Linked DNA regions of Mus musculus: region 1 is linked to region 2. The links are chromatin loops, found by intact Hi-C in ENCODE. Cell type or tissue: left cerebral cortex. All regions are shown on one strand. Each heading gives the region's core, and the rest is flanking DNA. Links, peaks and the distances in the headings are about the cores only.

Region 1 (15,077 bases), core at 4,561-12,560, 240 kb before region 2:
ATCTTAAGAAATAACACGAAAGAAGAGAAAATAGCACTACCACCTGTTCCTACATATATTCTTAGTTACTCACTTAATTTTGATTTATGTGGATGTGTCCCAGTGTCTGCCGTGTGTGTGGTGCCTGTGGAGAGCGGCAAAGGGCATCAGGCCCGCTGGAGCAAGAGCTACAGGCGGTTGTAAGCTGTTCTGGGTGCTGAGAACTGAGTGTCCTCTGTGGAGGAGCAGTAAGCACACCTAACCACTGAGCCACCGCTGCAGCCTCATTCTTACTGCTCATAACACACACGAGAGCATCTGGCTTCCTTTGGAATGTGTGCTATCCAACTCAAAAGTGATCTCTGTGTAGCTGCCCTGTGTTAAAAGATTTTATAGAATTTCAAACTACAAAGTGTATATTAATAATGGACTGCTTCCTTTTAACTCCAGGTGGAATTAAAAGAATTCCTGAAAGTAAATGACACAATCTATGAGGTAGACAGCCAGGCTGCGGACGGCATGACCTTTTCACGGCTCCTGAGTTATAAGGTGCGAGGGAAACCCCTCAGTTGGCTCCCGTCCTTTGTGCTAAGGTGTGCTGGGCACGCAGCAGCCTCCAGTGGGTCCAGTTGGTTTGTGTTTGGGGAAAGTTTAAAAAGGGGGGGGGGGTGCCTGATCTGTCATGGACAGCAAGCTGCTGACTGAATACAGCTAGTTTCCTCATTGCTTAATTTGCACTGCTAGGGATCTAGCCAGGGCCTAAGAGGCACACACCACTGAGCTACACCCATACAAGGCGCACGCACACACACACCACTGAGCTGCACCTAGTCCCTAGTTCAGTTTTAGCATCAGATCACACGGATTCTTTCCTCTGGCATATCTTTGTGAAGCTGGGTATTTTATTCCTGCTGGCTACACTACTGGATAAAAACTGTAGAACACAACTGTGTACAATCCCACCCTAAAGTTAGACATACCACACTGTGCACACATCCTGTTGGTCGCCTTTTGTGTTAGTAAAAAGTGCTTGCTGTCCAGATGACTACTGGGTTGTGCGGAAGCCCATCATTTGCACCTGGCCGGTTAATGCACCGGGTTCGGAACCGTGAGAACTTGGAGACATATCCTGTAGATATAGCATTCACCCGGCAACAAGATCATAATGCATAGCCTGTAAGTGACACGTTGCTCTATAGAGGTGTCATGTTTGCATGCTGATGGCTTACAGTCGGCAGGAAGGATATTGTAAAGGAGAGCAGTTTTGTCCCAGCTTTAGGGTTTCCTGAGGTAAATGCTGAATCCACAGTTCGCTTTTCAGTAACTAGCAGGAACTGAGGAGATTTCAATGACTGTTCTTCTATTGCATGTCCTCCCGACAGTGTTCCGAACTGTCATAAGTCACTGTTGTTTCACTTGTGACAGTGTTAGGGAACACGGTTCTGAACAGGACACGACGTCATTCCTCACACAGTCCTTTGACTGTTGGTGCCCGCAATCCTCTCTCTCTCTCTCTCTCTCTCTCTCTCTCTCTCTCTAGTTATTGACTACTAGAGCTGTTTTCACTTCCTTGGTTCTTAATCATTTAATCCTCTTTTTTTTTTTAAGATTTATTTATTTCTTGTATGTATGTATGTACACTGTGGCTGTCTTCAGACACACCAGAAGAAGGCATCGGATCCCATTACAGATGTTTGTGAGCCACCATGTGGTTGCTGGGAATTGAACTCAGGACCTTTGGAAGAGCAGTCAGTGCTCTTAACCACTGAGCCATCTCTCCAGCCTTTCATTTAATCCTCTTTTTGGACTAAATGTGCCCCCAAACCAAATCTCCAACGAACAGCCTATGAAGAAAACTAACCATGTGATGTTTAGTACAGCTGTCATCCCTTGTTCTAGTAATGGATAACTGTAGCATTTAATACTGGTGATGGTAGCGCTGGTGATCCCAGCACTCGGGGCCCTGTCTCGAAAAACCAAAAAAAAAAAAAAAAAAAAAAAAAGAAAGAAAGAAAGAAAGAAAAACCAAAGGGGAGATACTGGTGATGGTTTACATGTCTTTCAAGTCACAATTCGTTGTTGCACGCGTGGTCCTTATTTTGCAGTACTCTGAGGCCCTGAAGAAGATGGATCCCGACCGCTTGGTAGCACTGGTGACAGAAGTTATTCCTAACTACTCCTGCCTGGTGTTTTGTCCCAGTAAGAAGAACTGTGAAAATGTAGCAGAAATGTTGTGCAAGTTTTTAAGCAAGTATGTTAATCTTAGTTTACAAAATCGTTTCTAGGTTTGTCATAAATGACAGGCTGCATAATGCATTCTGTGTGTTGGTCATTCCCTTCCTAGCAGAGCATCATATTTTTTTATAGGTTCTGAAGGCACTGACCTTCAAGAAAGCCTAACTGAAATTCGCACTAATGTAGAAAGTTCTAGAGTTGTAAGAGAGCGACCACCACAGGGGCTTAGATGTGAAGCTGCAGCTGCGTCTTAGGCCAGTCAGCATGTCTGGCTGCGCCCCGCAAGACCGGGAAACCAGCCTCTGTCACAGAGGCCAGCCTTCTCTTCATTAATATTTCCCTTATTTTCTTAGCTTGTCTGAGCACTAGATAGAATTTCCTACGAATTTTAGAGATGTCTTGGTTTGGGAGTTGTTTGAATTCAAGCTCTGCTGTGTCCACCAGGAGAGTGTCTGCTGATAGTTTTCTCTTCTCTGCACCTGTTTGTTGACTGGGTTTTTTAACTTTTACACCCGTTTGGCCCTTACTGAGGCTTTCAGTAGTCATAGACTACCGATGGGAATTTTTAATAAGGCTATTCTCCACCCTCCCTCCCAATCCTACTGGCATAGACTGGTCTAAATTAGGATTAAATTTACTGGCTGGTAGAATGATAAAAATGTTTAGGGAACCGTCAAGGAGTTGAATTTCAATGATTGATAGTCTGCCTTCACAATGATGGTTTTGATTATTTGAGAAACAAAACAGCCAGGCCTGAGAGCTCATGCCTTTAATACCTGCACTTGGAAGGGAGAGGCAGGAGGATCTCTGTGAGTTTGAGGCCAGCCTGGTCCACATCTGAGTTCCAGGACAGCCAGGCCTACATAATGAGACACTGGCTCAAACAAACAAACAAAAAAGCAAAATACGCTGGGCTGAGAGATGGTGGTTGTTGGTTGTGAGCACTTCCTGCTCTTCCTGAGGGCCTGACGAGTTCTTTCTGACACCGAGCTCTAAGAGGAGTCAGCATCTCTGGCCTCCATAGATACCTGCACCCATGCACACATGTACACACACACACACGCATACACAAGCACATACACACACACATTTAAAAACTAACGGAATTAAGGGAATTGGCCATTTAAGCTTTCATATAAAACCACAAAGCTTTTTAGCATAATTTAAGATATTGTTGAGTTTTCTAGTGTCAGTGTTAGATATTGTTTAGCTCTATGTTACATTTCCATTTTCAGAGCAGAAAATGTGTATCTTAAAATAAGACAGACCGTCTTCCATAAAGACATATATTGTAGAAGAAATAATCATAATATCTAGAGCGGATCTAACCTGATATCATACGAAGTTTAGCAACAAAACTCAGGAAGTCCGTGAAGCTTCTGAAATTGTTTCTGAAGTGTTGTGTTTATATGAATAGCTGGACTTTTCCTTAGTTTTATTTTTGTGAGGTTCTATGATCCACAAAAAGACTTGGAGAGTTTTTCTAATGGTTAATGAAGTAAGAATTAAAGTTAAAAGAGCGTTTTATGGGGGCTGGGAAGAAGGCTCAGTCAGAGAAGCCAAGTTTGGATCCCTAGCATCCGTGTGAAAGCCAGGCATGATGACACTCGCCTGAAATGCAACACTGGGGAGACACAAAGATGCCCCTTGCAGCTCACTGGCTCGCTAGTCTTGCTGAATAGTGAATTCCAGGTTTAGTGAGAGATGAGAAAACCACTTGATGTCGGCCTTTGGCCTCTGTGCAGACACTTACTCAGTACACAGATGCAGACACATGCATGTCCATACAAAATACACACGAAGAACATTTTGTGTACTTATACTGATAGAAGTAATATATAACTAAAAAGGATGTTAACATGATGTATTAAAAGAAAATGGTAAGCACTTCCAACTATAATTCATGACATGCATGCATGCACCCACTATGTGCATGCCTGATGCCTTCAGAGATCACTAAAAGGCACCGGATCCCCTAAAACTGGTTGTGAGGTGCCATGTGGGTGCTGGGAACTGATCCCCCATCCTCTGAAAAAGCAGTCGGCATTCTTAACTGCTGAGCCGTCCCCCCAGTCCCAGCTGATGGATCATTTTTTCTAGGGACTATCTAAACCACAGAGAGAAAGAAAAATGCGAAGTGATTAAAAGTTTGAGGAATATCGGCAATGGTAAAGTGTGTCCTGTCCTGAAGCGCACCGTCCCTTTCGGCATCGCCTATCACCACAGCGGTTTAACTAGCGAAGAGCGGAAGCTTCTGGAAGAGGCTTACTCCACAGGCGTGCTCTGTCTCTTGACCTGCACGTCCACCCTGGCAGCAGGGGTCAATCTGCCTGCACGGAGGTAAGCTCTCCTCCGCTGAGTTGGTGGGTTTGTTTCCTTTAATGTCTTAATGAAAAGCCACTTTTCCTGGCACTAGGTCCCTCCCTCTTGGCTCCCTCTCTTCTGTGTTTGGTTGTCTGTGTCTTCTCCCTGTGGGACAGGGTCCAACTGGAGGGAGTCCTGCCTCAGCCCCCTTCCTAGAACTGGAATTAGAGGCATTATAATGTCTCCTGGGGTATCAGATCTGAATCTACTTCTGGGAAGGTTGGACAAGACTGAGAGAGATCATTTAGTAGATCTCCTTGAAATGTTAGTGAACTGATTTGGAAAGCCAGTCAGGGGTGGAGTTCAGTGTCTAGAACCTTGCTTGACCTGTGTTTAATTCACAGGGAATGGGCTGATTAAAGCCATCTTTGATGGTTTGTATATTCTTGGACCAGAGAGTGGCACCATCTGGAGGTGTGACCTTGATGGAATAGGTGTGACCTGGTTGGAATAGGTGTGTCACTGTGGGTGTGGACTTAAAACTCTCACCCTAGTTGCCTGGAAGTCAGTCTTCCAACTAGCAGCCTTTGGATGAAGACATAGAACTCTCAGCTCTGCCTGTGCCATGCCTGCCTGGATGCTGCCATGCTCTCATTATTTCTTAATGATAATGGACTGAACCTCTGAACCTGTAAGCCAGCCCCAATTAAATGTTGTTTTTATAAGACTTGCCTTGGTCATGGTGTCTGTTCACAGCAGTAAAACCCTGACTAATATACCATCTGAATGCATTAGAGTGTGTGTGTGTGTGTGTGTGTGTGTGTGTGTGTGTGTGTGTGTGTGTGTATGTGTTTGTGACAGGGTTTCTTTGTGTAGTCTTGGCTGTCCTGAAACTCATTCTGTAGACCAGGCTAGCCTGGAACTTAGAGATTCACCTGCCTCTGCCTCTCCCTCGCAAGTGCTGGGATTCAAGGCCTGCATCACTGCCACCTGGCATGAACAGAATAGCTTTGTCTCAGTTAGGGTTTCCTTCTGTGAACAGACACCATGACCAAGGCAACTCTTATGAAGGACAACATTTAACTGGGGCTGGCTTTCTGTTTCAGAGGTTCAGTCCATTATCATCATGGTGGGAGCATGGCAGCATGTAGGCAGGATCTGTATCTAGATCAGAAGGCAGCCAGGAGGAGACTCTTCCACACTGGGCAGAGCTTGAGCTCTAGGAAACCTCAAAGCCCAGCCCACAGTGATGGACTTCCTCCCACATGGCCACACCTCCTTATAGTGCCACTCCCCATGGCTGAGCATATCCAATCACCACAAACTCTTGTAGGTCAGACCCTATGTCACCTTTTCGGATATTACCGAACGGTGGAAAACTGTATAATTGGCTTCTCTTTATAACTTATTCCTTGGGGGGAGAGGGGCTCTAGCAAATAATTTATGTTCACAAAATGTTTATGAACATTAAATAGAATGTTTTTCTGGTGGATATACAGTCTTTCGTCTCAGTGACATAGTCGTTAGCTATGCTGTTCCCCCTTCACATTTATGTATATTTATTTATCTAGTTACAGACAGGGTCACACTGTGTAGCCCTGGCTGGTCTGGAACTCACCATGTAGACCTGCCTTTAAAACAAAGGTCCACCTGCTGGGATTGAAGCCTGCACCACCATTCCCAGCATGGAAGCAGCTTTGTGTCTGTGCGGGCCTGTAGTTGTCTGCTTTCCCAAAGCTCTCTTTCTATATTCATAGAAATAGAGAAGGATATAATATGTAATATATAGGTAGAGGAGCGTGCATGTCGCAGTGTGACCGTGGAGGTCGGAGGTGAGCTTCAGGGTTCAGGAGTCTGTTGGTTTCCTCCGTCCACCTTGTGAATCCTCGTGATAAAGCCAGGCTGTCAGCCTTGGAGGCCGGTACCATGCCACTGAGCCAGCCGCTCTTGCAGCTTTGCACTTTCCCCTGTACCCTTCCATTTTCCTCATGGTGAGTAATGGCGCTTACTATGGTCGGTGTGTCCTTCCCTCCTGTCCCTACGTCACCAGCTCCCACACCTGGCACCTAACTGATAAATGTGCATTCATTTAGTCAGCCCTCATGATTTATCACCAATATTTTATGCAATTGAAATCTATAAAATAATGAACTTCCCCAGCACTCAGGAGGCAGAGACAGGCGGATCTGTGAGTTCAAGCCCAGCCTGGTCTGCAGAGTAAGGTCCAGGACAGCCAGGGCTGCACAGAGAAACCCTGTCTCAAAAAAAAAAAAAAATAGATAGATGATAGATAGATAGATAGATAGATAGATAGATAGATAGATAGATAGATAGATAGATAGATAGCTTGCTTGCTTGCTTGCTTGCTTGCTTGTTGAATGTCACATCAAATAGATGAGTTTCAAAGCCAAGTTGGAGCCCAGGCAGCCTGCTCATGTAATCCCTGCAGTCCCAGTTCACTGTCTTTTGTTAGGGCGTGGCACTTGGTGGGAGGCTCCATCCTTTGTCTCAGAGCTGTTGCTGGTCATTTCTGTATTCCATCTCTCCATGAGCTTCATTCTCTTCTCTTATGACTTAGGCTAGCCTGGGATAAAGACGTGAAGTTACAGCTTATCAGCTGTTTTTCTCCAACTTTACCTTCCATATAAAATTCAAGTTTTAGTGGGCTGGAAGACAGTATAGTGCAGAGTGCTTGCCTAACACCTAGAAAGTTCTAGGTTCAAACCCAAGTACCACCAGCCCCCCCAATCTGTTTTCTTTTAAAGACCCAGAAGTAGAAGGTTAGCAAAGTGGGATGGGGTAAAAGGACGTGGGATGAATACAGTGGCAACTGTACACATGGGGTGTCGGGACAGAGCAAACTAGCTTTTTCCAGTTCTATTAGTTATGTTTATTCATTACATCTTTAGATTTTAAATGCATTTTAAATTTTCAAAAACTCTGATATACTTCTTGTAGAAGTCTGCTTGAAAACACTGGATATGATTCCCTCTGGAATTTTTTGTGGATACTGTTTACAATTTTCCCAAATTCTTTACTGTATTTGTTGTATGCAGCCATTTTTCTGTGTTCTCTTACTTTTCCACCATTTTGTTTTCTTCAAGCTTTCACCAATCTACATAGGCCATTGAGATTTATAAATAAGGAAGTCGATAATGCAAATTATAGACTCTTCAATTGCCCTTGAAGAGCAAAGCTGACTAGGGATTTGTTTATACCTGAGCAGAATTGAAATTGATGTTTTTGTAGACTAAAGCCAGTTGAAATCTGCAGTGCCTCATAGTTAAAGATAATATCAGTTTATAAATCGGTAGCATACAGTAGCACATGGAGGTGGTGGTACAAGGCCAAATCTCTCAGTTCCGGGTATCAAATCACGAAGCTGTGGAGAGCACTGCGATAGCCAATCACAAGCCTCTGAGCTGCGATGGCTCTGGCATTTCCTCACTTGCTATTTAAGGGAAGCCACTACTGAACTTCAGCCATTTCTTCATGAGAAAGGAAATTAAGGATATTGCTAAGCATTTTGTAAGAACTACAGGTAATATATGTAAGGACCTAGGACATCAGAGATCCAGTGTAGGTGCAGTTTTACTTAAAGTTAACGTGTCATTACACTTAATAAAACCAGTAAAATGGAATTGGGTTTAAAAAGTAGTTGCCGGTGTAGAGGATCACTTTAATTTTATCCCTTCTGCAGAGTCATCTTACGAGCTCCCTATGTGGCTAACACGTTCTTAAAGAGGAATCAGTACAAGCAGATGGTTGGCAGGGCCGGCCGCGCTGGGATAGACACTGCCGGGGAGAGCATCCTTCTGCTGCAAGAGAAGGACAAGCAGCAGGTGAGGCTCCCTCGGCTGGACCACACTCACATGCAACCACCGCTTAAACTCTACCTGCCATCGTCCCTACATCCTTCTGGCTCAGTAAGATTCAGGAAGAGTGGCTCAGATACTTTCATATTTCAGGCATCGTTCTATAACGATGCTACAGAACGTCTGTTAATTCTTGCTCCTTTGGGTTTTTGTGATTTGGTTTTGTTTTAGCTTTGGAGGAGTTTGGGGCGTCCAGAAATGTTACAAAGTACGAGGGCTTTCTGTAGAACACTGTTTAGATTGAGTCACAGCACAGACCTAAGACTGCTTTAACTTTCGTAGGTCCTGGAACTCATAAGCGGACCCCTGGAGACCTGCTGCAGCCATCTTGTCGAGGAATTCACCAAGGGGATCCAGGCTTTGTTTCTCTCTTTAATTGGTCTGAAGGTATTTTTTAAAGATATTCTTATGATGAGTATTACCTGAGACAATAGAGATTTTTTAAAATTCAGGCAAATTATAAAATGAAAAAAATGGTAACTTCTAATGTAATATGAAAAAGAATAATCTTTGACATTTTTAAAAAAATCTAAATCTGGGAACTGGAGAGATTGCTCAGCAAATAAGAGTACACTGGCTGTACTTCTTGAAGGTCTGGGTTCAATTCCCAGCAGCCATCTGTCAGCTCACAACTGTCTATAACACCACTTCCAAGGGATCCAACACCCTCACACAGATACACATGCAGGCAAAACACTGTATTTAAAATAAAAATAAATTATTTTTTAAAAGACTCTGAATCTGGGTCTTTTTAACTCTTCAGTAGAGGAAATATAAGAAATCAGATAATAATTGATGCCCACCTGAAGTTAGTTTATAGGAGACAGTACTGTGGAAGCCATGAGACAGTGGATCCAGAAATTCGACAGCCCATCACCTCTGCCCACACGAGAAGGGAGGTGTGCCTGCCATCGCATGGTACAATCCCACCAGCCCAGAGCTGAGGCTAGTAAGCCCCAGATCTGCAAACATGAAGAGCTGATGCTCTACGGAGGAGAATGTTACCAAACGGCGAGGCTCTGTAGGCTGAGTGTGGTGGGTGCATTTTCACTTACAATATTTTCAACTTCTGACGGGTTTACTAACATGAAAACAGAATCTTAGAGATCAAGTATGAAGACTAATGAGCAGGGTGGTAATGGCACACACCTTTAATCCCAACACTTGGGAGGCAGAGGCAGGCAGATTTCTGAGCTTGAGGCCAGCCTGGTCTACAGAGTTGAGTTCCAGGACAGCCAGGGCTACACAGAAAAACCCTGTCACACCAAGGAAAAAAAGAGATTTTTTTTTAAGAGTTATTGATTAATCTCTTTTAGACTTATTTTTAAGTTAAATTGTGTCCTTGTGCCCAAAGTACAGTCACAACAACAACAAAAAGTGGTAAAAGCCAGAGTTTGAATTTCGCTGTTTTCTAACTGCAAAACTACAAGCTTGTCATATGGCTTGTCCTCATTAGTATGAACATGGAAGTAAAATGTGAGACATAACTGAAACAGATATCACAAGTTTTAGTACTTTGCAGACGGATGGTAATAATCCTTACAGTGTACCTGACACACTAGAAGTCTAAAGAAGAAAATAAACGCAATGAGGTTGAGGGAGAGACACGGATTAGATACAGAAGAAGGAGATAAGCCACACTAGGTATTTAGAGTAGAAAGCAAGAAAAAAAGCTTAATGTGACATGGGTAACAGTCAGCAGGCTGGACCCTGCAACGCTGAGGAAGAAAACTGAAGAGTTCCAGTTTGGATGGAAACAGTTGCCCCCAAGCCATATGGTATTGGTTGGGGGTAATAGGAGAGCATGGTTAGCCATCAGAGATGTAACAGTCCTCATAGAGACTTTGTAAGAAAGACTTGTGACTTGTTCAGTTTGAGGCCAGGGGCACAGAGGCGAGCATCCCTAGATACCTAAGAGGACAGGAAGAGAAGGAACTCCAGGAAGAGGATGTGGCAGTTACGTCATGGGATTCAGGGAGTTCACGGTCATTTATCACAGCCATGTCTCAGACACCCTGCCAAAACACTTGATGTTTTATCTTCAGTCCTTGAACTGAATGTAATTTCTGTTTTACAAATACTGAAATAGAAGCATAGAGCAGTGGACTGCTCTTGACTGCAGACCTGTACTGCATGCCTGAATCTGCACTTTCTGTCTCCTGTGGTCTCCCTCCATCCACTGTCTAACCTGCCATATTCCCTCCACGGAGTGCTTCACGCAGAATAATTACAGAACGTGAGCGAATCACTCCTTCCACTTAAACTTGGCTGTGGTTTCCTTTTGAAATAAAAATTGAACCCAAGCATTTAGAGGGTGGTGGCACAGGCCTTTAATCCGAGTGTTTGGGAGGTGGAGGCAGCCAGATCTCTGTGAGTTCAAGGCTAGCCTGGTCTATAAAGCAAGTCTAAGACAGCCAGGGCTCTGTTTAAAAAAACTGTTTTGAAAAACCAAAAAACAAACGAAAAACAACCCAAGCCTGTTCCATGATGCCTTTAATACAAGCGCTTGGAAGACTGGAAGGTTTTTGTGATTCCAAGGCAGTTAGGGCTACCTAGTAAGACTGTTGTTTCTTTAAAAAATAGTAATTATTATTATTAATTAATTAAACCCCAAAACTAGGGTATTAATGCACATACCTGTAGTCCCAGCACGTGGGAAATAGAGGCAAACCAGGCTACATGAAACCTGGTCTGAAAGAACCAAAAACCCAGGGGAAAAAAAAAGGCAAAGATTAACCTCAAATTTCTCACCCTGGTGTCCAGGTAGTGTGGCCGCAGCCTGTCTCTCCAGTTTGGCCTCTCGCACTTTATTCCAGAAACCCTGGCTTTTCGTTTTCATTTCTCTAGCGTGAGGTGCACTGGTATCTTAATGGTCCCCACCCAGCCCCATGCTCAGCCAGCCTCACCCTCAGTGTACCCCCCTCCTAGTTGGTCCCCCTCAGCTGCAGCTCCTAGCCTAATTGTAGCTTGCCGAGGCTACATACATTCCCTATGCCTCTGAGGCAGTCTGTTATTTACAGAACTGCCTTCTTTCCCTATAACAGCACCGGTCAGCTTGAGGTCACGGCTTTGTTACTGTTGTTCAGCTACTAAAACACCCCTGCTTTAAGAGCCCCGAAAACTCAGGGCTCACATTCCTATCTGTTGACCTTTGAGTCCCAGTGCCTTACAAGGTGTTTGGCATTCGGTTATCAGTCAATAAATACTTTTAACAAACTTAACTCTGGGCGGGTCCAAGGATAGACAGAAACTGGCCTAGGTTTAAATCACGGCTAAGCTTTCCAGAGAGGAGTGGGAAGATGACTTGAAGACAGGTGGACAGATCGGGTCAGGCATCAGCGCTGTCTGCCGTGGGCCACTTCCGCTGTCAGGAGAGAAGCTTCGAGGACTACACCAGTTACTTCCTATGACTGTTGACATGACCAAGACAACTTTCAGAAGGAAGAGTTCGTTTGGGTACAGTTCCTAGAGGGTTAGGGCCCATCATCTGGCAGAGCACAGGATACAGCTGCTAGCCAACATGACCGCTGGAGCTGGAGGCTGAGAGCTCACATCTCAAACTGCAAGCAAGAAGCAGAGGCTCTGAATGGGAATGGGGTGTGGCATACAAGCCACAAAGCCCACCCAGTGATGTACTTCTCCAGCGAGGCCCCACTCAGGCAGCACGACCATCTAGACACCAAATGCCTGAGACCATGGGGAACTTCTCATTCAAATCCCCATGGAGGCTGGAGTACTTTAATGATCCACAAACTGAACATCAGCTCAAGAATATCTTATAAGTGCCTTTGAGCTTGAGTATTAAGAATGATTGTTAATAAAAGGGAGAAGCAATACAAAAATGACTACTCCATAATACTTTATTGTGGAGCATTATATTGGTTTAATATAAAATGACTACTTAAATATTCCTGTTGAAGTATCATCAGAATTGTAAGAGAGAGCTATTGATCCATCCTTTTTTAATATAACATGCTGATTTGGGGGAAATTGGCTAATAAAAGTGAGTTCTAATCCTGAGGGTTTTACATCTGAATACCAAGTGCAGGGTATTAGGATCACTGCTGTCAGTTGTAAATAACGAACGGGCTGTGGGGAGGACACGCGTAAGGACAGGAAGTGGAGTGGAGCCCAGACAGAAGGCAGAGACTGAGCTGAGCGATCGCTAGCAAACCCTTCTGCCAAACACCTCCTTGCCTGCTGCCGGCACACTGGATTCCCTCGGTTGTGTTTTCCATGTTTCTTTTTTATGTTTAATGTGGTTTTTAGAGCTAAAGCCTCCATGAGTATGTAGAAGTGGGTGGAGAGGATTCCAGAAGAAGTCTGAATGGAACTGGGGGGACTCTGCTGGAGAGGTTGAACAGAGAATAATGTAAAATAATGTAAAAACCAAACAGCATTTTGGGGAGGGAGGATGCTCCCCACTTTCAGTTCCCAGATCCCACATCAGGTGATCTATAACCACCCCTAACTCCAGCTGCAGGGGATCCAACACCTCTGCTGTCCACAAGCACCTGCTCTGGTGTGTGTGCTTCACCACACACAGGCATGCAACTGAAAATAATAAAGAGAAGCCAGGGTGGTGGTGCACATCTTCAGTCCCAGCACTCAGGAGGCAGAGGCAGGTGGATTTCTGTGAGTTCCAGGACGGCCTGGCCTACAAAGAGAGTTCTAGGAAAGCCAGGGCTACACAGAGCTGTCTCAAAACAAAGCAAAACATAATAGCAATAATAATAAAATCTTTTTAAAAATTATTATACTGGAAAATATGTATAAAAATGTGTATGAACATGATAACTGTCTTTTCCTTCAGTCGTTTTTCCTGTTAATTTTTAATACTGTAGATTTTGTGCTAATTTTTTTCTTCAAATACCTTTAAGATATGAACTTGAATAATCTTGTTCCTTAAACTAAGTGATGAACTAAGTCCCAGTGATGTCCTGAATTCTTTCAGATCGCAGCAAGTCTTGGTGACATATATCAGTTTATGAGTGGTACATTTTTTGGTGTTCAGCAAAAGATTTTATTGAAAGAAAAAAGTCTCTGGGAAATAACTGTTGACGCTCTTGAACACCTGACAGAGAAAGGACTTCTACAGAAAGACAGCTGTGGCGACAATGAGGGGTTAGAGTGTCACTTCCGGATTACGAAACTGGGCCAAGCTTCTTTTAAGGGTAAGTTTGCCTAAATCTCAGTATTTTCTAAGGGGATGTATTGGAAATAATAGAAGTTAAGTGATTTTCTTTCTTTAAATTGGATTTGTGATTTCATATTAGAAGCGTTACTCTTACGAGCTATGTCCGCTTTCAGAAGTTGAATAGACTTAGAATTGTAAGCAAGTGCACACTAGAGGGAAGCTGGCCTTGCCGCCTCCCCACTCCGACCCTCAGCAGCAGCACAGAGCCTGGAATAACGCCTATCTGTGTGTTTTACTTCAACTCGCAGGCCATGCTGTAGACACATTCAAATTTTGTTTTAAACAAATATTTACTGTTGTATTTCTGGAGCTTGCTTTTTGCTTAATCTATAGATTGTATCTGAACAGAGAATTAATTAAATTTGCTTTTTTTTTTTAAGACAGGGTTTTTCTTCGTAGCCTTGGTTATCCAGGAAGGATTTATTTCTTAATGAGTAATTTACTCATTGAAAACTATCTGCTCTTTAAAAACAAAAACAAAACCTTAGGTTAGGGTGACGTCTTATTCAGTAAAGTCAGTAAAACCATAAAGAGCAACCTGAGTTCAGACTCCCAGCACCCACATAAGAAGCCAGGCGTGGCTGAGCATGGCGGCATGTGTCTACCATCCCAGCAGGAAGGAGGTGGAGGCAGCTGGGCCCGTGGAGCTCGCTGATCAGCTGCCTAGCCAAATAGTGAGTCCTTGGTTCAGCCAAAGAATTAACGAGAGGAGTGACATCCTCCTGTACACACGTGCGTGCGCACGTGTACACACACACACATACACTCGGGATTATGTTAGCAGAAGCCCACACACCTGTCCCAGTCCACTCCTGGGGAGCCTCCAGTGTTCCCAGTTCAGGATCCGCTGTTGAAGTCACGTCCGCCCACCTCATAACACAGCAGGCCACGCTGACCACATGCCTCACTGTGGCTCAGAAGGACCAGATCATCAAATGGCAGTTTACACAAGGGGGTGTGTCCCTGGCTGATGGCACCTGACTGTATTTATGTCTGTCATTCCCTTCTTAATGAAGTCATGCTCATGTATAAAATACCACGGGCCCAAGGCCTCACACGTGTAAGACAGGCACAGAGCCCCTGAGCTGCGTCCCCAGCTCTCTTTATTCTTGAATCTGAGTTTCACTAAGTTGGCCAAGCTAGCCGGTCTACTGTAGTCCAGGCAGCCCTTGACTGTGCAGTCCTTGTGCCTCAGCCTCCAAGCAGCTGACCGAGATCAGCTGTGGGCTCGCACTGAGTCCAGACCCACGTTCCTTTCACGCTGTACTCATCCATAATAGGGCTGGAACATAAATTATTTAACCACCTTTTTATTTATGAATATGTGCACTGCTTGTGATTTTTCTGATTATAAATAGCCACATGACTTACTTATAAATAGTGTCTCAATTTATTTTGAGTACACGTTGAAATGGTTTGTTTGTTTGTTTAACCAGATTACCAAAAATAGTGTAGTTGTATCAGAACTGTCTAAAATTTGATGCACA
Region 2 (15,077 bases), core at 2,702-10,701:
GCTTCCCTGCAATGTGCCACAATGAGCTTAGTGGTCAATAGCACTGGGGTTCGAGTCCCACACAGCAGCTCACCACTGTCCATAACTCCGGTCTCAGGGGCTCCAACACCCTCTGCTGACATCTACAGGCACCAGGCCCACATGTGATGCAGAGACACAAAGGCAGGCAAAGCAGCCAACACACGGGACTAGAAGCAGCTCAATGGTCCAGAGTGTGCACTTCTCCTGCAGAGGCTCCCAGCCCAGCTCCCAGCACCCTCACTTGTGGCTCACAAATGACTGTAATTCTAGTCCTAGAAGACCTGAAGCCCTCTTCTGGCTTTATTGGGCACACATAAGCACACACAGATATATACTCACATGAATATACACACATATATAAAAATAATAAAGTTTTTAAAATCCATACAGAAAGAAATAATCAAAATCTTAAAAAAGATTTGAAAGAAAAATCTTAAAATAATAACAAATTGCCTTAGGATTCTGGGGAAAAACAAAAATTTGTTTTTCTTTTTGCTCTTTTCTTTTGGTGGAGGCCAGGAGAGGGCATTTGATCTCCTGACACTGGAGTTACAGATGATCGTGAGTCACTGTTTGGGTGCCAGGAATCAAAGCCAGGTCCTCTGTGAAAAAAAGCCAATTTTTTTAAAGATTTATTTATTTATTTCATGTATGTAGGTACACTGTCACTGTGTTCAGACACACCAGAAGATGGCATTGGATCCCATTTATAGATGGCTGTGAGCCACTATGTGGTTGCTGGGAATTGAACTCAGGATCTCTGGAAGAACAGTCAGTGTTCTTAACTGCTGAGCTGTCTCTCCAGCCCCTGACATCTTTACAATCAATACACCACCACTCCTACTGACTGATTATAATCTATTACTAACAACGTATGCACTCACACTTACAGAGTGAGTTCCAGGACAGCCAGGGCTATACAGAGAAACCCTGTCTCGAAAAACAAAAAAACTTCATAATCAGATAAACTACATGACTTTAATTAAGGTGAAAGATTGATTGCTTACTCTCAATATTATCTGAAATTAAGATGTTTCAGAAGTGATACAGTATCAATACAATTGGTATTGTGCTGTAATTTGTGTATGACCAACCAAATCCAAAAACCGCACTAAGATTCCCTAGAAGGTTAACTACCCTTTAGGTGAAACCCCACTGGGAAGGAAAGTAGAGCAGGACAGCTTGGGGTCAGAGATGAGCACTAAACCTTTGAGTCCATTGAGGGTAGAGGAACAAGGACAGCAGCAATCACCATCTAATATTCCAAGAACTTTGTTATCAGTGTCTTTAAGACACTACACAAAGACATCCTTATGCAAAAGGTATAACTTGGTACTTCTAGAAGATTTCCATTCTAAGTAACTGTCATTAGAAAGTTAAAAAGCTAAAGCCACTAAGTTTCATGACAACAGCATTTCACCAGTCTCCTCCCGTTTCCCCTGAGGCTTAGAAACATGTAGCTTTTGTTGTGCTCACGAACATTATCTCGTAGGTATCTCTCCATTACTTTAATAGTCTGGGGTTTCAATTTCCCTGATATAAAGTAGTGAATTAAGAAAAATACCTTAGCTGCAGGGATCTCTAAAAGAGCTCCAAGTTCTTCAAAGGTGATATTGTTATATAATTTGCTTGCTGACAACAAATTATGCTCAATAACAGCTCTGTCCAAGATGCTGGAACCTTAAATAAACATAAATAAACTCATTAAATGTTTGAAACTAGTTTTATACTTTTAAAAGATATACCTTTATTTTTATTTCTAGCCATGTAGTAATCAGTTTTATACTTCTAATCAACATGTCACTAAAACTTACATTTGATACTATTACTGTTATTCCAGACAGGGTTTCTCTGTGTAGCCCTGGCTGTCCTGGAACTCACTCTGTAGACCAGGATAGCTTTAAACTAAGATCTGCTTGCCTCTGCCTTCCAAGTGCTAAGGTTAAAGGCAAGCACTAATATATCAGAGTATATTTACAATTATAGTTTATATACAATGAAATAAAATACAGTATTTAGAAAACTAATGCGATAGGTAATCTCCAATAGTCAATCACCATGGAAACACCTCTGGGTGTGTCTGTGAGGGTGTTCCCAGACAGGCTTAATTTAAGAGCGAAGGGCTACCCTGAATGTGGCACGCCATTCCCTGGGCTGAGGTCCTAGACTGAAAAGGAGAAAGCCAGGGAGCGCCTCCACTGCCGTGTGTCCTGCCACCCCACACACCTGTCCTCATGCTGTGCACACCATGGTGCTCTATATTCTCACACTGTAAGCCACGATCCATCCAGACTTTAGCTGCTTCTGTGAGGTTATGTCAAGGAGGTAACGCACACAATGATGCTGGTGAGCAACTGCTAAGGGACAGAGGGATTGAGTCCTCTGCACTAGAGCAGTACACACTTACTCATGAGCCCCTTAGCTCATTCTTTTGGTCACCTTACTGTGAGGCAAACATGGGGGCATATCCCAGAGGTAGGGTCAGCTACCCTTTCTCAGGAGTTCAGAAACAGAATCCTCCTGTAAATTAGGGAATCTAGCCCCTTACAAAGCCTGAACTGCTGGCCTCTCCTAGGTTTTTTTGTGATGACTGTGTTTAACATACAACTACAGAGCAGTTGCTGTAACAGGGATGTTTAGAGACCTTCAAGGAAGTATTCTACAAAACCCTTTCTTATAACTGCTCACCACTCCTCCACAATGAAGAAGAAGAAAGAAGAAGGAGGAGGAGGAGGAGGAGGAAGAGGAAGAGGAGGAAAAAAGAGGAGGAAGAAGGAGGAGGAAGAGGAAGAAGGAGGAGGAGGAGAAAGGAGAAGGAAGAAGGAGGAGGAGGAGAAAGGAGAAGGAAGAAGAAGGAGGAAGAGGAGGAGGAAAGGAAGGAAGGAAGGAAGGAAGGAAGGAAGGAAGGAAGGAAGGAAGGAAGGAAGGAAGGAAGGAAGGAAGGAAGGAAGGAAGGAAGAAAGAAGACAGAAGAAGAAAGGAAGATAAAAAATGATTTAGTCAAGGATGGGGATGTAGACTGGTCCAATAGTAGAATGTCTGCATTAGAGGCCACAAAACCAACCTCAAGCACAAAAGAAAAGGAAGAAGGGGCAGATGTGGGAAAGGGAAAGACTGTACACATGCACACAGTGACACACAATGTAACAACTTCAACACAAAGCCTTACAGCAGCAATATCAACAGCCCCCACGTGGGAACAATTTTCCTGTCCATGAACGTGCATCCACATACTAGAATGTTATTTGGCAATGAGTATTAATCACACGGATGAGCTATGGCACTAAGTGAGAGAAGCCAATTGTGACAGGCCATAACAACAGCATCATGATTCCATTAACGTGAAATGTCCACAACAGGCAAATCTATAGGGCAAGAGATGTATCGGCAGTAATGCTACATGACTGGAGACAGAATGAAAACCAATGAACATACTTTAAATTTAAAAATAAACCAGACACCATGTCTTAAAATTGCTAAGTCAGGAGGCTAGAGAGATAGCTCAGCGGTAAAGGGCAATTACTGTTCTTCCAGAGGTCTTGAGTTCAATTCCCATCAACCACATGGTGGCTCACAACCATCTGAAATAGGATCTGATGCCCTCTTCTGGTGTGTCTGAAGGCAGTGACAGTGTACTCACATACATTAAATTATTTTTTTAAAAATGAGATTGTGATCTAACAAAAGAACAGATTGCAGCTCAGGGCTGGGTCAGATGAGGGCAGCAGACAAGCAGCCTTTCGCCCCACACAGACCTGCGTCCTTCTCTTCAAGAACCCATGGGGCAGTTTTCTACTTTCTTCCCATGACTAGAAGCTCAAAGTCAATCTGAAAGATCAACTTTCAACCTAGCTTTTAATTAATTTGTACATCAGACTTTTTTTTTTTTTTTTTTTTTTTTTTTTAAAGTCATGGCTGCTTAGACTATACAGAGAATTAAAATTCTCAAGTTAAAACAAAACAAAGCAGGAGGATTAGCTTCAACTAAAGCCCATACATACTACTCAGAGTTGGGTTACAAATTTAATTTTTCTAGAAGTCAAGAAAAATAAGAGAATCAATTTATCAATTCACACTATGTTTAACTAGGACAAAAACTAACTGCTCAGAAGAACCATTAGTAATCCTACAACCACAGAGAAAATTTTCCTGAGGTGCTTAAGAAAAGTCTATGAAAAAGAAAACCTTGGCCTAGAGACACAACTCAGCACATTCCACTCGAGGGCTGCTCTTGCAGAGGACCTGAGTTTGGTTCCGAGCAGGCACACTGGGGCCTCAGCACAGCTCACAGCTCAGAGCACCCAGCTCACAGCTCACAGCACACAAGCTCACAACACCCAGCTCACAGCACACAAGCTCACAGCACCCAGCTCACAGCACCCAGCTCACAGCTCACATCACACAAGCTCACAGCACCCAGCTCACAGCACACAAGCTCACAGCACCCAGCTCACAGCTCACAGCTCACAGCACACAGCACACAAGCTCACAGCACCCAGCTCACAGCTCACAGCTCACAGCTCACAGCACACAGCTCACAGCTCACAGCACACAGCACACAAGCTCACAGCACCCAGCTCACAGCTCACAGCACACAGCACACAGCACACAAGCTCACAGCACCCAGCTCACAGCACACAAGCTCACAGCACCCAGCTCACAGCTCACAGCACACAGCACACAGCACACAAGCTCACAGCACCCAGCTCACAGCTCACAGCTCACAGCTCACAGCACACAGCTCACAGCTCACAGCACACAGCACACAAGCTCACAGCACCCAGCTCACAGCTCACAGCACACAGCACACAGCACACAAGCTCACAGCACCCAGCTCACAGCTCACAGCTCACAGCTCACAGCTCACAGCACACAGCACACAGCACACAGCACACAGCACACAGCACTGGCTGATGTCTTCTGGCCTTGCAGGACACCTCCACACACTCAGCACATATTCACACTGACACACACTTATGCACATAAATAAAAATCCTTAAAGTTAAGACCTTTCAGCCAGCCCAGTACAAATGAGTCCTCACAACTAATTGCTCTCTGGTACAGAGTGACAGTGACCTGGGCAGCAAGCCTAGTTGGCTTGCATGCTGATGCTGCTCCATGCATGGTTCAGTGTGTCCACACCTCTATGTTTAGTATCATGGTCATGTTAGCAAGGGACTTTAAAACATCTTAGACAAAAATACATAAAATAGTCACTATTATGAATTAGAAAATATTAAAAGGACATTTTCCTGGCAAAGACATTCTGATTTAAGCAATCACATCATTTAACCAAAAAATATGAAAGGAAACCTATTCCTATTTGGACCATTTTACCCCAAGGGTCCTTGGGCAAGCTACTGAGCTAAATTTTACTCTTAATTAGGGATGAATAATTATGCTCTAATATAATCTGTTATTTAGTTTTATTTACCAATGGCTTAAGCTTTTTAAAATTCAGGTGTCATAGGTACAAGCTATAATTTTTCAGTTTTCACAAGTTTCAAAAAACAAATAAGATTTTTTTTTAAAAAAAGAAGAAAAAAATGCTGTATTTCATAAACTGCTTTCCAATAGGGATTATTTCAGATTATACCACAAACCTATGTCAGTGTTTAATACTCATTATTGGTCAATAGTCCTCTTTTTATTAATCAGAAGTATTACTTGAAAATACTAATGTAACATATTTTCTACTAATCTATACCTAGATACCCCTGTCACACACACGTCAGACATGATCATTACCATCAGCTGTCGTTGCTTTTTGGTGTGGCATCAGCATAGCAGCAAATTCTTGAAGCTGGTTCCCTCTGATGATTCTGTCTAGGTACATCTTCTCTAGGATCCCATATGCAGCTAGTTGCTGGCACCTTTCATCCTTAAAAAGAGTAGCCAGCATCCGAGAGCGCTGCTGTCCTAGGGAAACACAGAGGGTCAAATGTTCTAAGTGTTTCTTCAGTGACAAAAAGAATCACATTCTATGATCCCATTTTTGCTTACTAAAATACATACAATCCCCATTAATACATTTATTTAGTATGTTCTAGAAAGTTATTGATTGTACCACAGTTAATGCTGAGCTGCTACTTCTATTGGAGATACAGAACTAGGTTCTTCTAAGCCCCTAGTCCATTTTTTGTCAACTTTAATCAAACTGCAACTTTGTTTCACGTGCTTCTGTTTACACCCTTACTTAACATATAGGGTTAATTCATTAGCTTTGAACTCATAGCTAACACTGCAATGCTGTCAAATTAGAGCTTACAGGATACTATTTTGTCACACAAAACCTCCACATCAGACTGTCTATACTTATGAACACTAGAGGGCACAGTGGTGCAGGCCTGTAATTTGAGGTCAGTGAGAGTCAGCCAAGACTATATATACACTTTGTCTACCCCTAGTTCCCACTAGCACCCACACCTAAACACATGCGTGCACACACACACAGAGCACTAGACAGCATCTAGCAGTCCATCAGGGAACCATTTTAACATCAAACTCATCAAAAAGGGCATAAAACTATGGGGAGGAGCCCCTGCGAAGCCCACAAAAGCCCGCTTGCTTACAGGTTGAAAGCTGGGCTGTAGAGAGGCAGGGCACTCTGAGCCCACTCTCACCTGGAGACAGAGATTGGGTAACTCATTTTGCTACTTAGTCTGCACATATCTGGAAATGATGAAAAACCTGAGAGTTTGGGTTAGTTCAAAATAAATTTTAATCACTAGATATGTTCACTAACAAAAAATCTGTAGATACATGAGAATAACTGAATGTTCACATAATGGACCAGGGTAGAGGTCAAAATGGTCCAGGAGGTTGTAAGCCTAGGTGATTTCTATTTTCTTCTTGTATATATAATAGTACATTATTTAGTTAATAAAAAATATATATGCCCAGCATGGAATACACTTCTGTGATCCCAGAACCAGGAAGGCTGAAGCATGACTTCCACCAGTCTGAACTACACAGCAAGCTGTAGGCCAGTCAAACTGAACAGAAAGACTGTGTCTCAGAAACAGAACAAAACCAGTATTTCTCTGCTAAGAAACAATACTGACTCAATGTATACATTTAGAGCCTTTAAACACCTGGTGACTAATACCGAGTGAGTGGAAACAATGCTGTCAGCAACCGCTGTCTTCTGTCACCAGGACACCTACACCTAGTAGCCGTGGGAACATCCAGGGTCTAAATCCTGGTATTTGTCCCGGCTAGTTTTATGCCAACAGATACAGCTGGAGTCATTTAGAAAAAGGGAACCTCAACTGAGAAAATGTCTTTACTAGACTGTCCTGCGAGCGAGCCTGTGGGGGCATTTTCCTTGACAGTAACGACTGTAGGAGGGCTGAGCTCACTGTGGGTGGGGCCACCCTGGGCTGGTGGTTGTGGATGGTGTGAGAAAGCAAGTGGAGTGAGCCATGGGGAGCACGACAGCGAGAGGCTTTCTCCCACGGCCTCTGCGTTAGTTCTTGCTCTCTAGGTTCCTGCCTTGGCTTCTCTCAATGGACTAAGAGCCAGGGTGTATAAACAACACACCCCTTTTCTCCCCAGGCTGCTTTTAGTCCTGCTGTTTTATCACAGCAGTAGAAATACTAACTAAGGGGCTGGAGAGACAGGCAGTGATTAAGAGCTGCTCTTCCAGAGTACCCCGATTATAGTCTCAGCACCTACATTGCAACTCACAAAAGTCTATGTACTCCAGTTCCAGGAGCCTCTGTAGGCACCAAGCACACATGTGGTACACAGGCATACATGTAGCCAAAACACTCATACTCATTAAATGAACAAACAAACACATAAAAACTTAAAAAAAAAAAATCCTAAGAAAGTATTCTATTAAAAGATAAAAAATATTTATAAACTCGATCTTAAGACATCATTTTTAGCATTTGTTTTGTTTTGTTTTCCAGTGCTGGGAATCTATGATATTCCTAATGCATAGAAAGGTTATTTTTTTTTATGTTAGAATACAGAGAAATATTGAAACACTGCTGGGACTATATCCAAGTCATACTGGGAAGATGTGAGCATCAAAAAGCAGAACAATTTGGGAGGCAGAGGCTGGCAGGAGAATCTGTGTTCCAGGTCACCATGGTCTACATCAAGCACATCTTTGTTTGGAGTGATGTAACATTACAGCAATGTTCACTTTCTATCCAAATATTAAAAGTATATATTCTTTGGACTTAGGAGTTTAATTTATCCATAAACTCATCCCTATAAATAACCCCTGTGCATCCAGGTGTGTCCAACCTTTTGACACTGAAATAATCTTAACAACTACAATGTTCACACTGGAGAACCATGTAGCTGAGTTACAAAAACAAAACAAAACAAACAAACAAACCAACCCCTCTTATTTTAGGAGTGTTTGTAGTTTCACCCTGGACATCAGTTATAGCCATCCTTGGCTGCATACAGTTTCTGGGCCACAGGTTGGATCTGCCTGGATGATCAAGTAAAACAACAGAAAATCAAAGTGAATCTGTCAGATGTGACAACAGCTGGCACTTAGCTACGAAAAAATGTAAGTGGTGGTTTAAGCCTTAATCCCAGCACTCTGGAGGCGGAGGCAGGCAAATCTCTGTAAACTGGAGGACAGCCTGATCCATACATGGAGTTCCAGGACAGCCAAGACTCAATAAAAAGACCCTGTGCCCCCCCCCCAAAAAAAAGGAAAAAGAAAAAAAATAGAGGGAGCAGAAGAGGGTTGTTAAGTGTAAGAACTAAACATGTCATGAGCTCTCAGCTGACTACAGATCTGGGACTTCAGAATGATTTAGAAAAGCTATGGTGGGGGCTGGAGAGATGGCTCAGTGGGTAAGAGCACTGACTGTTCTTCCGAAGGTCCTGAGTTCAAATCCCAGCAACCACATGGTAGCTCACAAACACCCGTAATGAGATCTGACAGTGTTCTTATTTATAATAACAAATAAACTTTAAAAATTTTTTTTAAATAAATAAATCTTTTTAAAAAGCCATGGTTTGGGATGAACATTCCTTCACCACAGCCTTTTCTATTTAAAAGCTATGTGCGTCTATGCTACAATTTAGTAAAAACTTCCTATGTATTGAGGAAAAGAATGAATGCTAGTCTGAAACTTAAGCTTAAAGGTTTAAAAAACCCTGAAAGCAGAATACTTTAAACCTTTTGGTTTCTTTTGTGTATGTGAAAGAGTCCCCCATGCTGACACATCTGTGGGGGTGACACATCTTTCAGGAGTCTCTTCTCTCCTTCCAGCACGTGGGTGGGTGCTGGGGATCAATTGGGCTTGTTTCCTCCTCTGTAGTTCTCCTTTAAGAACCATTTCTCTTTCTGTAAAAATAAACTTACCTCTTTTAACTATTCTTAATGTGTAGGTAACAAGCTGATACATTCACTTAAGTTTTTAGAATAAATCATTTTATTCCTGGTTGTTTCATGTTTAAACTTACTTTAATTGTACTGAGGCACCCCTAGAAGTGTTGCTTGCTAAGTAATCCAGTGGTTGCTACCTAACGTTATCAGCAGAGACAACTCGTTTCACTGAGGCTGAAATCATGCTTACCTGCCGATGCTAAGATGGTGCAGTGCAGTGCATGCTTTAAGGCCTCTAGTCTCTCACTTTCATGGACTATTGTCTTGTAAGAGAGCTCATTGTACCTCTGGGCGGCCTCAATGAATTTCCTTCTGTAATCAAGGACACGCGCATAGCAAACCTATAGGGGGAAAATGCTCCAATTAGGGAAACTGGAGGGTCAAAGACAAGAGGTGAAGAGAGTTTCTGAAACATATGAACATTCATCACAGGTGTTGCGATTAGGTCACTTGTTACCTTATAGTGTATCTGTAACTGTTCATTTGTGGATTCGTTCTGAAGTAAGGACGCTCGGTTTATGTAAGCCTCGGCCTGGACGGGATCGTCATCCTCCAGGTATAGCCTTGCAATCTTCAGGTAAGTCTCCAGCTTATAATCTACGTTGTACTGTCTAGGACAAACAAGCAAGCAAACAAATGAAATAGACACAAGTGCCAAGTTTCAGGCTTACCGGACACTATAGTGGAACTGCATCCAGGCTCAGCCTGCCCAGAGACCAATCTGGCAATTAACTCTGCAATTATGCTTTTGGATTCTTTAATGTGTATGCTTTTAATCCTACTAGACACAATAAGGAATGTGCTCACGTACTAATTACAAAGAAATTAATTTGTAAAATTATTATTTATGTTAGGAAAAAATGAAAATCACTGCTATAGTATTTATATGAGCGAAGCTATGGTGTGTAAAAAGGTAGAAAGTATACAGCTATGGTCCTTACTAGCTGCTTACAGACAACATGTATTTTCTTTCAAGTAAAAAAGTGGGCTATGGCTAGGCATGGGGATACACATCTTTCAGACCAGCACTCTGCAAGCAGAGGCAGGCAGATCTCTTGTGAGTTTGAGGCCAGCCTCATCTACATACTAAGTTCTAGGCCAGCCTCATCTACATACTAAGTTCTAGGCCAGCCTCATCTACATACTAAGTTCTAGGCCAGCCAAGTAGTGAGACTATGTCAAAAACATACAACATGGAATACAATAGTATATTAAACATCATTAAAATGTATTTCTGCCATCAAGTAAAATGTATTTTTACATAAACAAAACATAATCTCAGTTAGGGTTGTGGAGAGTGTACAGGGCTGTGGTGAATTAAAGACAGTTTTCAGTCTCTTTCCTCCTCCACAGGCAATATTTTACTCCAGGAGTGAAGAACTGGAGGCCTCAATAATTCCAAACTCGTAATTCATGATTAATCCTCAAAAAAAAGTAATCTTTTCTATTTGACAGCCAAAACAGTAAAGCCTTGTGACAAGAAAAACAAGCAACAAACAACAACAACAAATAATGAACAAAGCAAAAAAATTTAAAAATCCTTAGAATTCTCCTGGCTCCCACTGTGAAGTTCAGTCTTACTTGTTTTATGTTTTGTGAGAGAGGGGCAGGTCATGGCACAGATTTCTATGAATTCAAACTGTTTGCTTAGCTCAGTTATTATCAGCAGTTTATGTTTCCCATTCACAACTCAAATTCATATGAACTGTCCTATCATGCTAAACTTCTTTAATTTTCCAGTTTTTTTTTTTTTTAATCAGGGAATCCTTTCATTACTTTAAAAGTGACAATGACTAATCTCTTAAGGACTCCTCTCCTCCATTACACTCCTGTGTCCTCTCAGTGTCACAGCCCAGCCCTGTCACTGCTGTGCGGGCTCTGTTCACTGAGAGAAGCTGTCAAGGCAGACTTGCACCAACCCCACTGTCACTGACACACAGCCTGTCCTGTGCTCGCACAGCCTGTCCTGAGCTCTAGTCATCCCTCTACGAGGGAGCATCTGGCATTTCTGACTGTTACAAGGCACAGCAGTGCTGCTGTCCTGGGAAAGAAGAGCCAGGCTGCTAACCTTACACACAGGACAGCCCCTAGACAAAGGCCACGCCAGTCTAAATGCCCCGCCGCTATGGATTCCCATCTGTTCATACACTCCCGTGAGAATCTGTTACCAATTCCTCAATATCAGTGTTTTGTCCTGTCTTTTTTTTTCTGAGACAAGGTCCCACTATGTCACTCTGGCTATCTGGAGCTCGCTTTGTAGATCAAGCTAGCCTCAAACTCAAGAGACCTGCCCATCTCTGCCTTCCGAGTGCTTGGACTAAAGGCAACCACCACTATACCCAGTGTCAATTATTAAAATGTCTGCTTTCCAATGGATTATAAAACCAATTATTAAAATGTTTGCTTTCCAATGGATTATAAAACATCTAACTTTTGCTGTGGTTTCTATCTTACACTAATTACTGTCTCTGTATGGTTCTTTGCTTTTTGATGTTATGAAAACTCCAAAGAGCTGTCTCCATTCACTCTTTCCAGTCAGCTGCAGCCTTCACCAGCTCACCACGATAGCTCTTGTCAAATCGCCCTGCCTCCACACCTGGTGAATGCTAACCAGCCAACGCTTACCCACTCCTCAGCACAGGTCTGATCATATGGGTACTGAGGAGGAGCACACCCTATTCTGGCAATCTTACCTCAATGGACAATCCTTCCCACTTGCTACAACTGCCTTTACCATTTACCTCCTAAGACCACAACGCCCCAGGCCTCAGCATGCACTCCTCTTCTCCGTCTGCATCCTCTCCTCCCCTGGAAAGGGGTCGATCCGGTCTAGTAGGCAAAGGCTCCCAAATGTCTCCTTGTAGCCCAAACTGCTCTACTTCCTCCAGACAAAACACTCTGCTCACTACCAGGTACGCTTATCACAATCCCAAATGTACACTTCATAACCCTCAAAATCTATTCCCCACAAGGCAGGGCAACTCCATGTTTCCAAGTGCTCTGGCCAAAACCTCAGGACTCAGCCGTTTCGTTTCCTGTGGTCCGTTGGGAACTCTGCAGACTGAGTCTCTGAGGAGCTCCCCAGCCTGTGGTGGTGCAGCCCATGCCTACCGTTCAGTGCTGCCAGCACCTGAGTCCCCACCCGGTACTCAGTGGTTCTTTAAAGCACATCATCACGCCATGTCACATCTCTGCTCAAAATCACATAATGGCTCAGGGAGACAGGGTCTAAAGTATGTAGCACTGGCTAGCCTGTTATTCTCTGTTGACCAGGCTGGCTGCAATCTCACAGCGACCTGCCAGCCTCTGCCCTCTGAGTGCTGGGATTAAAGGCATGCACCACCTTGCCTGGCACTCTCATTTCTCTTTGAAGCGAAGACCTCACAACGGCTTCAAGACTCAGGGACTGGACCAATCCCTAGGACTGACTTCTTTCTGTCTTTCTGATGTTCACTCTACCTACACTGGTATTCTTAGTCTTCCTTAGAAAAGGCTATGAATACATTGGCACCTTAGATCTTTGTCTTAACAACACCCTTTCTAAAAGAGAGGTCTGCCCTCAGACCACTCAGTCAGTCTTTGAGAAGCCCTTGCTACCATCTAACGCTCTATAAATGTTTGTACCCCCTGCGTCAGGAGTTAGGAATGCGCATTAGTGACACCCGCCCACCCATGCCTATCCAAGTCCACTATTTACTATACTTTTGTCCTGTTTCCAGAGGAATCCCCACCAACACTTGGGCTGCATTTCTCCAGTCTTCCTCCTTCTCATAAATAGATGCCAGATGCTGTCTTATGGAAGCAACCTAGAGAGACAGATAAGATGTTATCAAACAGTGCTCTCCTCCAGGATATTACACTGCAGGATATTTATGTATGGTCACCCATATTTTACTCCTATCAAGTTTGTATTCACAGAATATGAAAATAAAAAATTGAACAACACATTTCTACACTGTACATTTTGGCAACTTGTTTTCAGTATTGAATTTTGCTTTTATGTTGCTATATTCTTGATGTTGGAGTTTTCCTAAACTTTTAATTGTAACAGTCTTACTAGGGCTACTGAGTTGCTCAAGGCACAATGCTACAAAAGCCTACAACCTGAGTTTGCTCCACAGAATTCATATGTAGATGGAAGAACAGAACTAATTCCACAGAGCCGTCCTCTGGCCTCCATCTGTACACAGAAGTACATGTTTGTATACACAGAGTAAAACTGAATAGAAAATCTTTACGAGCACTCCAGCTGGAACTGCTATGTCCTAATACTTACTTGATTTTGTAAATGCTGTTTGATTCAGTTTTATAAAAAATGTGTAACTGAGCAACTATCTCCTTTAATAGCATAAGATCATAAAAATAATGTGTTATCTTAAGCTCAAGACCTACTGTTTTAACATAACAGGACGGGTGACCATATGAACTCACAGAGACTGAGGCAGCTTGCTGCACAAGTTCAAGACAGCCAGGGCCCCAGCAAGGAAACAGGAATACACCTAACCAAGAAATGTTTACAACTGATACCTTTGTGGCAAAGGGAAAATCAAAGTCTTTCTTGGTCTATGAGCCACACTCAAGGACAGAGGTCCCACACCCAACTCAATATTTCTGTAGACTTTTTGTTTTATTTTGCTTTGTTTGGACACTTTTTGTCTCATCAGTGTTTTACTTGTTTGTTGTGATTTTTGTTTCTGTGGTTTTGTGGGGAGTGTGTGTGTGTGTGTTTGCTTCTGGTTTTTGTTTTTTAGTTATTCAAGACAGGGTTTCTCTGTGTAGGCCTGGCTGTCCTGGAACTTGCTCTATAGACCAAGTTCCAAGTTGCCTCGAACTCAGCGATCCACCTGCCTCTGCGTCCCAGTGTTTGCTCCTTTTTTGTGTTTTTGAGACAGGGTTTCTCTGTGTAGCTTTGGCTGTCCTGAAACTCACTCTGTAGACCAGGCTGGCCTCGTTCTTTTTTTTTTTTAAGAGAGAAAAAGAACATAAAGCTGACTGGATGGGGAACATCTGAGAGGAAGTGATAGAGGGCAAAACATAATAAAAATGTATTATATGAAAACTTTTTTCAAAAAAAAAAAAGTTACTAGGAATTAGGAGCTTCTAGTTCCTGACTTTTAAAACAGAACAAAACAACAATAAAATCTAGGGCTCTAGACTTTTACCTGCTCTTCAAAGGAAATGACCCGAGGCTGGATCTTCTCCAAGGTGAAATGGTAGACCTCCTTGGCTGTGCTGTCTGGCAGGTTAGGGAGGTGTGTGCAGAAATCTGTTAGCAGTTGCCGTGAGATCACGAGGCTGACATTCTCATTCACCACTGGTCAGAAAGTAAAAAATAGGAAACATCAATAACCTGTAAGTTTCCATTAAGCAATTAAATTTTACTTAAAATTACCACTTAATACACTCAATGTATTATTCAGAGACTTGCATGTTCTTCTCATATGTTGCATAATTAGTTTCTTTATGCTGGATTTTACTGATTTCTTATCTACTAGATCAAAGCAGGAAAAATACAGTAACTTTTCTAAGAAAGGATCGGGGAAAATCCCTTGAAAATTTTACTCTCCCTTTTCTTTATTTTTGTGCAAAGGCAAAGCACAGAGCATCTGTATAAAGCTTTAATTGGGATTTCAACTTTGAAGATAATTCAATTGAAAAATAGCCCAACTATGAGTGGCTAAAAGCATGGAAT

Evidence for each region. Hi-C counts contacts between places; a loop is a spot of excess contacts. Peaks named below come from ENCODE experiments on the same cell type or tissue, not always from the same donor. Only the 100,000 strongest peaks of a DNase experiment are listed, where the experiment ranks them.
Region 1: it touches region 2 in a loop (3-fold over the local background); 4 of 42 quality-filtered maps call a loop at or near these places.

The regions. Positions count from the first base shown.
Region 1 is chr5:100,772,435-100,787,511 of GRCm38, reverse strand. It overlaps Helq (helicase, POLQ-like), which reads left to right. Exons shown (of 18, transcript NM_001081107.1): 7 at 430-528; 8 at 2,085-2,230; 9 at 4,315-4,554; 10 at 8,219-8,360; 11 at 8,676-8,780; 12 at 13,348-13,567. Among named protein-coding and RNA genes, the nearest start is that of Helq, 19 kb to the left of the region's middle. In left cerebral cortex, for the core only: no CTCF peak of the experiment used is centred there; a DNase peak (open chromatin) is centred at 8,287.
Region 2 is chr5:100,528,161-100,543,237 of GRCm38, reverse strand. Cops4 (COP9 signalosome subunit 4) reads right to left here. Exons shown (of 10, transcript NM_012001.2): 3 at 14,548-14,699; 4 at 13,088-13,191; 5 at 9,843-9,996; 6 at 9,576-9,726; 7 at 5,770-5,940; 8 at 1,586-1,701. Among named protein-coding and RNA genes, the nearest start is that of Cops4, 17 kb to the right of the region's middle. In left cerebral cortex, for the core only: a CTCF peak has its summit at 6,341 (motif pointing right); DNase peaks (open chromatin) are centred at 6,366, 7,205, 7,343 and 9,262.